Linked DNA regions of Homo sapiens: region 1 is linked to region 2. Evidence: read pairs that join two places in POLR2A ChIA-PET (ENCODE). Cell type or tissue: OCI-LY7. All regions are shown on one strand. Links, peaks and the distances in the headings refer to the core of each region. The heading gives the core; the rest is flanking DNA. Region 1 overlaps STS (steroid sulfatase). Region 2 overlaps STS (steroid sulfatase).

Evidence for each region. ChIA-PET counts read pairs that join two places held together with the same protein. Peaks named below come from ENCODE experiments on the same cell type or tissue, not always from the same donor. Only the 100,000 strongest peaks of a DNase experiment are listed, where the experiment ranks them.
Region 1: POLR2A ChIA-PET joins it to region 2 with 6 read pairs; 2 of 35 experiments call an interaction of 5 or more read pairs at or near these places.

Annotation. Positions count from the first base shown.
Region 1 is chrX:7,222,147-7,227,531 of GRCh38, reverse strand. The region is part of intron 2 of STS (steroid sulfatase); the gene reads right to left. Among named protein-coding and RNA genes, the nearest start is that of PUDP, 77 kb to the right of the region's middle. In OCI-LY7, for the core only: no CTCF peak of the experiment used is centred there; a DNase peak (open chromatin) is centred at 2,899; H3K4me3 peaks cover 4,901 bases; H3K27ac peaks cover 4,792 bases.
Region 2 is chrX:7,346,106-7,351,490 of GRCh38, reverse strand. It overlaps STS (steroid sulfatase), which reads right to left. Exons shown (of 11, transcript NM_001320752.2): 11 at 1-1,603. The coding sequence ends at 1,230. Among named protein-coding and RNA genes, the nearest start is that of PUDP, 200 kb to the right of the region's middle. In OCI-LY7, for the core only: no CTCF peak of the experiment used is centred there; no DNase peak of the experiment used is centred there.

The DNA of each region.
Region 1 (5,385 bases), core at 153-5,152, 120 kb after region 2:
GTTTTTTATTCCAAACTCTCAAACTAGCATATTGTCTCATCAGATAGCAAAATAAAGCTTGCTTTTATAAAAAAAAAAAAAAACAACGATTTGAACAAGGCTAATAGAGTAACTAGAACTGAACAATGGCTATAGAAAGGTTTTAATTTACTTTTTGGGGAATGATTGGTTTTTTTAGATGCTTCTAATTTATCATCAAGTGAAGAGAGTGGGACTATTGAGAGGATACATGAGATAAAATAATTCAAAGTAACATTCAATTTTTTAAAAATTAAGGAAAAAGGAATATAGATAAGCAACATAGACCAGGGAAACTTATTTGTAAGACAATTATTTTTTAAAGGATTTATATCCAGAATATGTAAAGAACAAATCAATAATAAAAAAGGAATGAAACAATGAAATGGGTAAAACAATTGAATATGCACTTTATACAAGAAGATATACAAAAGGCTAATAAGCAAATAAATAGGTATTCAGCCTGATTAGTAATCAGAGAAGTGAAAATTACCACCATGAGATAGCATTTTACAACCCCTACGGTGGCTAAAATAAAAACAAAACAAAACAACGAAAAACGGAAAATATCAAATGCTAGTGAAGATGCAGAACAAGTGGAACTCTAAGTTTTTTTCTTGAGACAGGGTCATGCTCTGTCACCCAGGCTGGAGTGCAGTAGCACGAACAAAGCTCACTGCAGCATTGACCTCCTGGGTTGAAGCAATCCTCCCAACCTCAGCCTCCCAAGTAGTTAGGACTAGAGGCAAATTAGCCACCACCCTGGCTAATTTTTTTATTTTTGTAGAGATGAGGTCTTACCATGTTGCCCAGGCTGGTCTCAAACTCCTGGGCTCAAGCAATCCTTCCACCTCAGCCTCTCAAAGTGCTGGGATTGCAGGCATGAGCCACCGTTCCTGGCCCCTAGAACTCTTATATATCACTTGTTGAAGTGTAAACTCATGCAAACGTTTTAGAGAAAAGTTTGGCCATTTCCTATACAATTGAATATACATGTATCTTACTGTCAAGCAATTACACTACTCGATGTTTAAACAAGAGAAATAAAACTATCTATCCACCCAAAGCCTTAGTCACAATAACCAAAAACTGGAGACAATCCAAATAACTATCAACAGGAGAATGCATAAACAAACTCTGGAACATCAATCTAACCTAAGACTACTCAGCCATGAAAATAAATGAACCACTGATACATGCAACAACACATAAGAATCTCACACACATTATGTTGAGTGAAAGAGGTGAGACCCCAAATAATCTATATGGCTTGAATCCATTCATATGCAGTCCAAGAAAAGGCAAAAATTGTCTGTGGTGATAGAACTCTGAAAAGTGTTTGTCTCTGGCTGGGGTATTGATTAGAGAGGGGCAACAGGAACGTTCTGAGATGATAATGGACATGCTCTATATATTTTGTTTGGGACAGTGATTATATGTTTGTATAAAATTATCAAAACTTAAACGGAACATTGAAGATCTGTGCATTTTACTGTAGGAAAATTATATCTCATAAAAATATACTAAAAATAAGAAAAGAGAAAAAGAAGAGAATTGGCTTTCTTATCTATAAAATGAAGTCATGGGCTACATCCAACATTCTCCTCTAGCTTTTACATTCCGGGATGCATCTAGGACTTCATGGTGACAGAGTTTGTTTCCTTAAAAAGATAATAAATATAAAACACTTTAGAAATATGCAGAAAGAAGTTAACATAGAGGACCTGAGATTGCTCTCCTTAGAAAGGCCTGCTTGTAACATGTGCTCTTGGTTGGCAATTGGGAATTAGATTTGGGGAGGGTTCTCACCCTTCCCAGAATTAACAAGAATGGCTCACTCTGCCTGAAATGCTTGTACAAACAACATAGTTTATGCTGAACACCTGCTTCCTGTCTGGGAGTCTGCAATTTTGGTAGTACTAGGCAAAGGGCACCTATATGAACAGCTCCCAATAAAAAACCTGGGCACTGAGTCTCTAACCAGCTTCCCTTGTAGGCAACACTTCATATGTGTTGACAGCTCACTGCTGGAGGAGTTAAGTATGTCCCGTGTGACTCCTTTCAGAGACATACCTGGAAGCTTATGCCTGGATTCTGCCAGCCTTTACCCCATGTGCCGTTTCCCTTTGTTCAATGTGTTCTGAATTTTTTTGCTGAAATACATCTTAGCCATGAGCCCCACTATGCACTGAGCCTGTTAGTCCTTCTGGTGAATCGCTGAACCTGGGGACCTCCAGCACAAGAAACAACATCAGACCATTCTGGCTTCGGGGTTCTCACTGTCTCCTCCCACACATTTTCTATTATTGAATCCGAGCTACATTCAGTCCAGTGAGCCAAAATGCATTTATATAAAGGTTGATTCATAGCTGGGAGTCACATTAACCAGAGGGTATGAACACAGGGACAATTGCTGTCATCTCACCTCCTGGAACAGTTCTAGACCTCAGCCTACTGTTTTAAAGTTTAATCGGCTTCCCAATGAGGACCCCAGCTGTTCTTACACCTTAGCCAGAGGCTTTGAAAGACATCTTCCATAGCCCACTGGTGAAACTGCAAGTGCCATGCAGAGAAAATTACAGGGAAGAGAGAATTCAGCCAAGGAAGCCAGAAAGAGCAAAATAAAGTTGGAAGCAAGAGAAATGTTCCACCAAGTAGGAAACATCAACCTTCAAATGGGGAAGGCTTTGAGAACCACAGACGATTAGACCCAGAAGGTTCTATGAGACCTCATGGGTGGTGAATACCCTTATTTTACAGATTGTCTTAGTCTATTTGGGCTGCTATCGTGGAATGCAACAGATTGGGTAGCTTATAAGCAACAGAAATTTATTGTCACAGCTCTGCAGGCTGGAAGTCCAAGACTAAGGTATTGCAGATTCTGTGCTGGTGAGGACCTGCTTCCTGTTTCATAGACAGTGCCTTCTCCCCATGTTCTCATATGGTGGAAGGAATGAGGGAGCTCTCTGGGGTCTCTTTTATATGGGTACTAATCCCATTTTTCAGGACAAACCCCTCATGATTAATCACATTCCAAAGGCCCCTCATCCAAATACCATCATCTTGGGGGTTAGAATTAAAATATATGAATTTGGGGGGGAAATAAACAGTCAGTCCATTGCACAAGTGAAGGGACTGAAGTCCAGGGAGGTTAAATGCTTAACTCTAATGACAGCCATAAAATTGGTATGAGGAGGGACTAACCCTACCCCTGTGCTTAGTGCTACTGGTTGATGAATTATCCAGTGCTTTGAAACCATTACATTTTAATTCCTGCTCAAGTCAGAACTTGGCTAGTATAAAATAATGTCCAGGACACCTACTTTTCTCATTGAAGAACTGAGAGCTTTAAGTGAAAAGATCAGATCATAAAGTCAACTCGTCCCCTTTTCAAATATTGGCTTTATCACTCCAAGCTTCCATGTCCCATTATCTCCATTTTTAAAAGAGATGAAGTGCACCCAACTTCCAAGGCAGATGGGAGGTGTTTAGTGAATGATATTCCACTCTTTTCCTTTCTCCTTCTCTTTCAACTAACTCTCGCCAATGCCTCTCCTTGGGTCACAGTGATGTTTCATGTCTCAGAATATTTCCATGATGAGGAAAGTGAAAAAAAAATGAATGTCTATGTAGTCTATGTCTTCTGCTGGTTTCCATAAACTTAAAAAAATATATCTAATTCACTCTTGGCTTTACTTCATGACCAAGTCCTCAAAAGCAAATGCAACAAAAACAAAATTAGGTAAACAGGACTTAAACTAAAAAGCTTCTGCACAGCAAAAGAAACAATCAACAGAGTAAATAGACAACCTACAGAATGGAAAAAAAATTGCAAACTATGCATCTGACAAAGTGCTAATATCTAGAATCCACAAGGAACTCAAACAACTCAATGAGAAAAAAAAACAAAAACAAATAACCCCATTAAAAAGGAGTCAAATGACACAAACAGACATTTTCCAAAAGAAGACATATAAGCACCCAACAAACATATGAAAACAAAAATGTGCAAGACCACTAATCATCGGAGAAATGCAAATCAAAACCACAATGAGGTACCATCTTCCACCATCAGAAGGGCTATATTAAAAAGTCTAAAAACAACAGATGTTGTCAAGAATGCAGAGAAAATGGAACACTTACACACTGTTGGTGGGAATGTAAATTAATATAACCTCTATGGAAAACGGTATGGAGATTTCTCAAAGAATTAAATAGAACTACCATTTGATCCAGCAATCCCACTACCGGGTATGAACCCAAAGGGAAAGACATCATTGTATTAAAAAGATACCTGCACTTGTACATTAATCTCAGCACTAGTCACAATACCAAAGATATGGAATCAACCTAAGTGTCCATCAACAGAGGATTGGATAAAAAAAAGTGGTATATATATATTCCGTGGAATACTTCTCAGTCATATAAAAGAATGAATTCATGTCTTTTGCAACAAAATGGAGGGAACTAAAGGTCATTATCATTACTGAAATAACTCAGAAAGTCAAATACTGCATATTGTCACTTATAAGTGGGTGCTAAATAATGGATAGACATGGATATACTAATTGGAATAATAGACATTGGAGAGTATAAAAGGTGGGCAGTGAGATAGGAGTGAGGGTTGAAAAATTACTTAATGGGTACAAAGTTCACTATTTGGATGATGGGTACACTAAAAGTCCAGACTACTGCTACACAATATATCCCTGTAACAAAATTATACTTGTACCCCCTAAATATATAAAAATAAATAAATGCCTAAAAAGCAATAGGAAAAAATACAGATAATGAATGCTATCTCTTAGACATAAATTCCTATAGGGCCATTTAATATTAATTGAATATTTAGGGCAGTAGTTTCTGTTCTGAGATGGAAAACATTGCAAAGTCTAGATAGAGCAAAAAACTTAATGATGATAGTTGTCTTTAAACATAATTTTGAAAAAGACTGAAAACATCTTTTTTTTTTTTTTTTTTTTTTTGCAGCTGAGGGCATCCTTTCTCACAAATAGCTGTTTTTGTGCTCAATCCCACTGGGGAGGGGTCCTAATTGAAGACTGTCTTTTATAAAGCAGAGATGCCCTTGACACAGATTTTCATATGTTAAGTTTGCTTAGGCTTCAAGCTTATTGTTACTTGCAGACAGACAGTTATGGCAACAATAAACCAACAAGATCCAAATTCAAACAACATGATTACACAATTCTACTTAATTAGCCAATGACAATTCCTTGTTTATTAAAATGGTTCTTGCATTGGTCTGTTTGGCTGTTATGCCAAAGTACGATAGACGAAGTGGCTTATAAACAACAGAAATATATTGCTCACAGTCCTGGAACAACACATCTGTTCTTGGAAGTGCAA
Region 2 (5,385 bases), core at 55-5,054:
CTATCTCCAGCTGTGCCACTACGAGGCCCTCTCCTAGGCGATCAGTTGCGCATTTTCCCTGATTTACAGGGGCTTGGGGGAAATGGGATGAAAACAAAATCATGCATCTCATTGTGGATTGGAAGCACAGAAATTTCTCAGTCACAAAACTTGCATACATGACTGTTCTCTGATGACTAACTAGAACTAAAGGAAATTATGCTTATGTGTATAGATCATGGATTGCTTGTGAGTGATTTTTGTTCCCCTCCAAATATCAGAGACTTTCTAGGCCAATGATTCTGAATTACACTGGAAGAGATTCCATGAACCACAGCATCTCCACAGTGGGCTTTTAATTCAGAACTTCCATTCCCCAAAGAAAACAGTGGAATCCAAGAATTATACTACAAATTATGGAATGGAAAGCAGTTCAGGAGAGATTTGCCTTGGGATTATTATTACTGTAAAATTTTGCAAAAAATCATTGTGCAAAGAAATCTATTTGTGAGCTTCTACTGTATTTACTTAAATAGTGTTAAGCTTCTAGGTCCCTATTTTAGACATCTTAACCCTTTTGAGGAAAGAATATACTGTATGTGTGTGTGTGTATGTATGCATAACTATATATATGATGAAGAGCAAGCATTTGATATGTGTTTTAACTAATACCAGTAATAATGACTTGCCTTCCAATAACCAAAGTGGAACTTACCATCATCTATTATTCCTAAAGAAGATCTTTCATTCACCTTAAAGTTACTTATGTTTAGACGACTAAACTCTTTTTTATGTGATTGCCTTTTTATTATGCTGGTTATTGCATCACTGCAGATTATAGAGTAAATGGTAACTTATACTGTTGACATAGGTATTTGCTGAGGGGTGAGTTAAGGTACCTCCTGCACCTTTCTGTTTTAAGATTGCCTTCTGCACCTTTTTGTCATCTGCTTGCACTGGTGTGCCTTGTGAATGCCCCTCTATTCATTCTATTTCCATGAGTCCAAGACTCTGGCCACAGAAGGCATAAACCTACCATCTTCCTGTCTGTATACTACAGACCTTATCCCCCTCACCCCTCCAGTTGAGTAGCTGTTGAGCTCTGGCCCAAGCCTTCAGGTGATAAAATGGAGAATCAGTCCAAATCCAAGGTGTAGATGGAGTTATGTTTCCCCAGTGCCACTCTCAGGCGTGTTTGTAGTGAAGATGGTGAGCTTTGCCACATGCGTCTGTCTGGTCCCCAGGCGCTGCTAGCGGCTCAGTCTCTTATCCTGTTTTTCTCTATCACACTGGCAAGACAGGCCGGTGGAAGGACAGCACAGCTGAAGCCAGGGCTTCCAAAGAAAGTTGTTCCATGAAAACTGATCGGGCACCTCTGGCAGGGTCTGGGTGTGTCTGTCCGCAGCTTCCTGCATGACTTTGAGGATTTCATAAAACCGGGGCTCGGATGCTGGAGTTAGTGGGTTTCTCTCTCTGGGATCTTTGGAAATATCAAAGAGTAAAGGTGGGTCGTGATGGGTGACATAACTCCCGAAACAGAAGCACACGTGTGTGGCAAAGCATCCGTTGGAACCCACGGGGTTGAAGTTGGGGGTGAAGAAAAAGGCCTTCCAGATGGATGTGCCTGTGGTTTAAAAGGATGGAAACGGCATTAGGTATGAAGCATCCTTGTATGTACCACAAATGAAAAAGTGATGCGGAAATTATGCTGCCATGTGCTTTAAGAAGGTGAAGATATCATAAGGCTGCAGACACAATGTTAATATGTACAGGAAAGATTATGAAGCCACACATAGACGCCCACACACACAGCCAGCAGGAACAGCGTCAAACTTGGTAGGACCATAGTTAACAGTTTATTTTCTCAGTTTCCAGAAAGTCCAAAAAATGTCGAATCAAGAATTAAATGAACTTTGGGAGGCCGAGACAGATAGACCACTTGAGGTCAGGAGTTCGAGACCAGCCTGGCCAACATGGCGAAACCCCGTCTCTGCTAAAAAATACAAAAATTAGCCAGGTGTTGTGGCAGGTCCCTGTAATCCCAGCTACTCAGGAAGCTGAGGCAAAAGAATCACTTGAACCTGGGAGGTGGTGGTTGCAGTGAGCTGAGATTGTGCCACTGCACTCCAGCCTGGGCGACAGAATGAGACTCTGTCTCAAAAAAAAAAAAAAAAAAAAAAAAAAAAAAAAAAAAAGGAATTAAATGAGGGCCGAGTGCAGCGGCTCATGCTTGTAATATCAGCACTTTGGGAGGCCGAGGTGGAAGAATCACTTGAGCCTTGAGCCTAGGTAGGGGTTTGAGACCAGCCTGGGCAACACAGTTAAAGCCCATCTCTATAAGAAATTAAAAAAAAAAAAAAAAAAAAGCTGGGTGTGGTGGCACGTGTCTGTAGTCCCAGCTACTCCAGAGGCTAAGGCAGGAGGATTGTGTGAACCTAGGCAGTTGAAACCGCAGTGAGCTATGATCATGCCACTGCACTCCAGCCTGGGTGGCAGAGCAAGACCCCGTCTCAAAAAAACAAAACAAAACAAAAAACAAACCCACAAAAATAAACAAAAATAAAAAAGAATTAAATGAGGCTAGAAGTGATGGTGAGGAGGGATTACAAATGGGGAATGGAAATGATCTTTTGGCGATGAAGGAGATGTTCTGAAAGTAGACTGCTCAACTCTATACATTTTCTAAAAATCTTTAAATTAGAATATAATGGCATGCAACGTATACCTTTAAAAGCTGCTAGGAATTCCAAATTAGGGGAATTCATCAACACCAGAATAGGATGGTTAGTTTTTAAAATGTAAGTTCTGTATTTCAATAAACTCCAAAATATTGAAATTGCTAGGAAAAACTAATTCACAAACAAATGAATAATTATGAAATAATTGATTCATTTCCTACTTATCGGACAATGTTATCATTTTCTGAGGAGCTGACTGCTCTCAAACACCTTCTAAGAGAGGCCTAAACATGTTTCATGGGTAGGCAAAATGTAGCAGATAAAAACAGAGAATTAAAATGCATGAACCGACTAGAATCAGGTGCAGAACGTGAATGCCCTTACAGCTTTTACATAAAACCAAAGAGGCATTCCTCCTAGGAAGCCCTCCACCCCTGTGTAAGTCATCCCGATCATTTGTGCATATAATGGCATGTGTGACTTTTGTAATTATAGGCATTTCATGATCAACTGATCAAAATGCAAAACTGATTAATGCAATCGGTTTAAACCAACAGTCACTAGGGCATGTGTTGTCCCCAAATCGCCCCTAACCTTGGACAAGGTTAGTGATGGTAAAAGTCAGCCTCTTTGTGTATGTGGGTTTTTTTTAAAGCTGAGAAAGACAGGGAAAGCGAGGTGAATACGTTTAGATTAATATATTAAAGAAGATTCATAATGAGACGACTGCAGTCTGTGGCATAGCTGATTCTGCGAGAGCAGGACATGACATCTGTGCACTTTACATGGGCTCAGTGCACCTGCTTCAGAAAGATAAGGTCAAGCTGACACACAGACACGCCAGGCTGCAGGAAGAATTCCAGGACTTGGTTACCATCTCCAGCAGGGTTTAAAAAGGCAGCAAGTAACCTTAAGATGCTTCCCATCCACTCGTCTCATCCCACACTTTCTTCCAGGGTATGAGAAATTTCCTTCAGAAGCCTTTTTGGAGACAGGCTGACAGAGCCTGCCATTTGCAGCCACTTAGAATCCTTCATCAGGGTCAGCCGAGAGAGAAAGTGGGTACACAGAGAAGCGAGCCAGGAAGCCTCTCTTGCTCATGCTCCCAATGATGCAAATCTAGAGGGCGTTTTGAACTTGACATTCGAGTCAAGCCTCTTTGTGTTTAAAACCCCAGGAGAATACAGGCTCCTGGAATAAATTCATGTAAAGAGCCTGTATTTTCCACTTGCTTTTGAAAGCCACTCAAATGATCCTGTCATTACTACTAGAGCACAATCCTCCTCAGGTGTGAGCTGGAAGATCAGATTGACATCAGGCCCAGTCAAGAGATGCAGGCACCCCGGCCTGGGAATGGCAGTGGTGTTGCTGGGTAGTTCAGACAAGTGTAGAACTAAGAATTAATTATTCTAAAGAATTATTTAGCATGCTCTGGGGTTGCTTGCCTTTTTATCCTTTCATTTGGATTTTTAAAAACTTTTCATAAAAAGGTAGATTGCTTAGTCTCTGTGCTGTTTCTCTGGACCACTTTAGATTTACTGAAAAGAGAGAACTAGAACTGCACTTTTTATTGTACAGTGGCTCACAAGGTAACAACCCCGACTTTGGAAGCTTGTTCTATTATTCACCAGGAACCCAGCAACTGACATCTCCAAAGGTGTCATTTCAAAGATAAATAGCACAGCTCAGTCACTAGATAAAACAGAAGGCACCTGGCAGAGTCATCTTCTTTTGTTTAATTTATATTTTCGATTTGTATTTTCTAGAGACAGGGTCTTGCATTATCACTCAGGCTGGAGTGCAGTGGTATGATCATAGCTCACTATAGTCTTGAACTCCTGGGCTCAAGCAATCCTCCTGCCTCAGCCTCCTAAGTAGCTGGGACCACAGGTGTATGCCACCAGGCCCAGCTATATTTTAAATTTTTTTGTAGAAATGGGGTGTCTCCATGTTGCCCAGGCTGGTCTCGAACTCCTGGGCTCAAGCAATCCTCCTGCCTTGGCCTCCCAAAGCACTGGGATTACAGGTGTGAGCCACCATGCCCAGCATCATCTTATATTTTTCATAGGTATATTTAGTCCTGTATTCCAAAATTATCTTGATAACATACTTCATCCTGAGTATCCTCATATACTAGAAAAATGTTAAATTTTTAAAAAATGTTTATTCACTACTGTATTTTAAAAATTATCATCAACTGCTCTGATAAAAGACTGTTTCTCCCTCACCACTGAAAACGATAAGTATTTTGACCAAACTGGGAACTTAGACTCATTTATAACTGAGATCCAATGACCTGGAAAAGGAATGATTAAATTTGGTATAAAGAATGCAGGGAAATTAAAGTGGACAGTTTTTTTTTTTTTTTTTTTTTTACTTGTTTAAGTAGTCTAAGTAGTGGTGAGGACAATAATTCTACTGAGATTTTAAAAATCCTCCCCCAAATTAAGAAAACGAATTGTCACAAGTGATGGTCAAAGATATCAATGACATATGATATAGCACTGTTATGTCACTGTGCTAGAACAAAATGCTTAGGAAATCATCACCCATCTGGTGAAACATATTTTTATATAAAATCACCACTAAACAATGTGACTCAACTCATGAGAGAAGAAAGTTTATTGTCATTTGACAAAAAGGCAAATAGAATTGAAGTGAGAAAAAGTTGATGCCTAAGCCAGAAACTGATTCAACATCCTCCACATAGGATCCTAAAACAGCTATC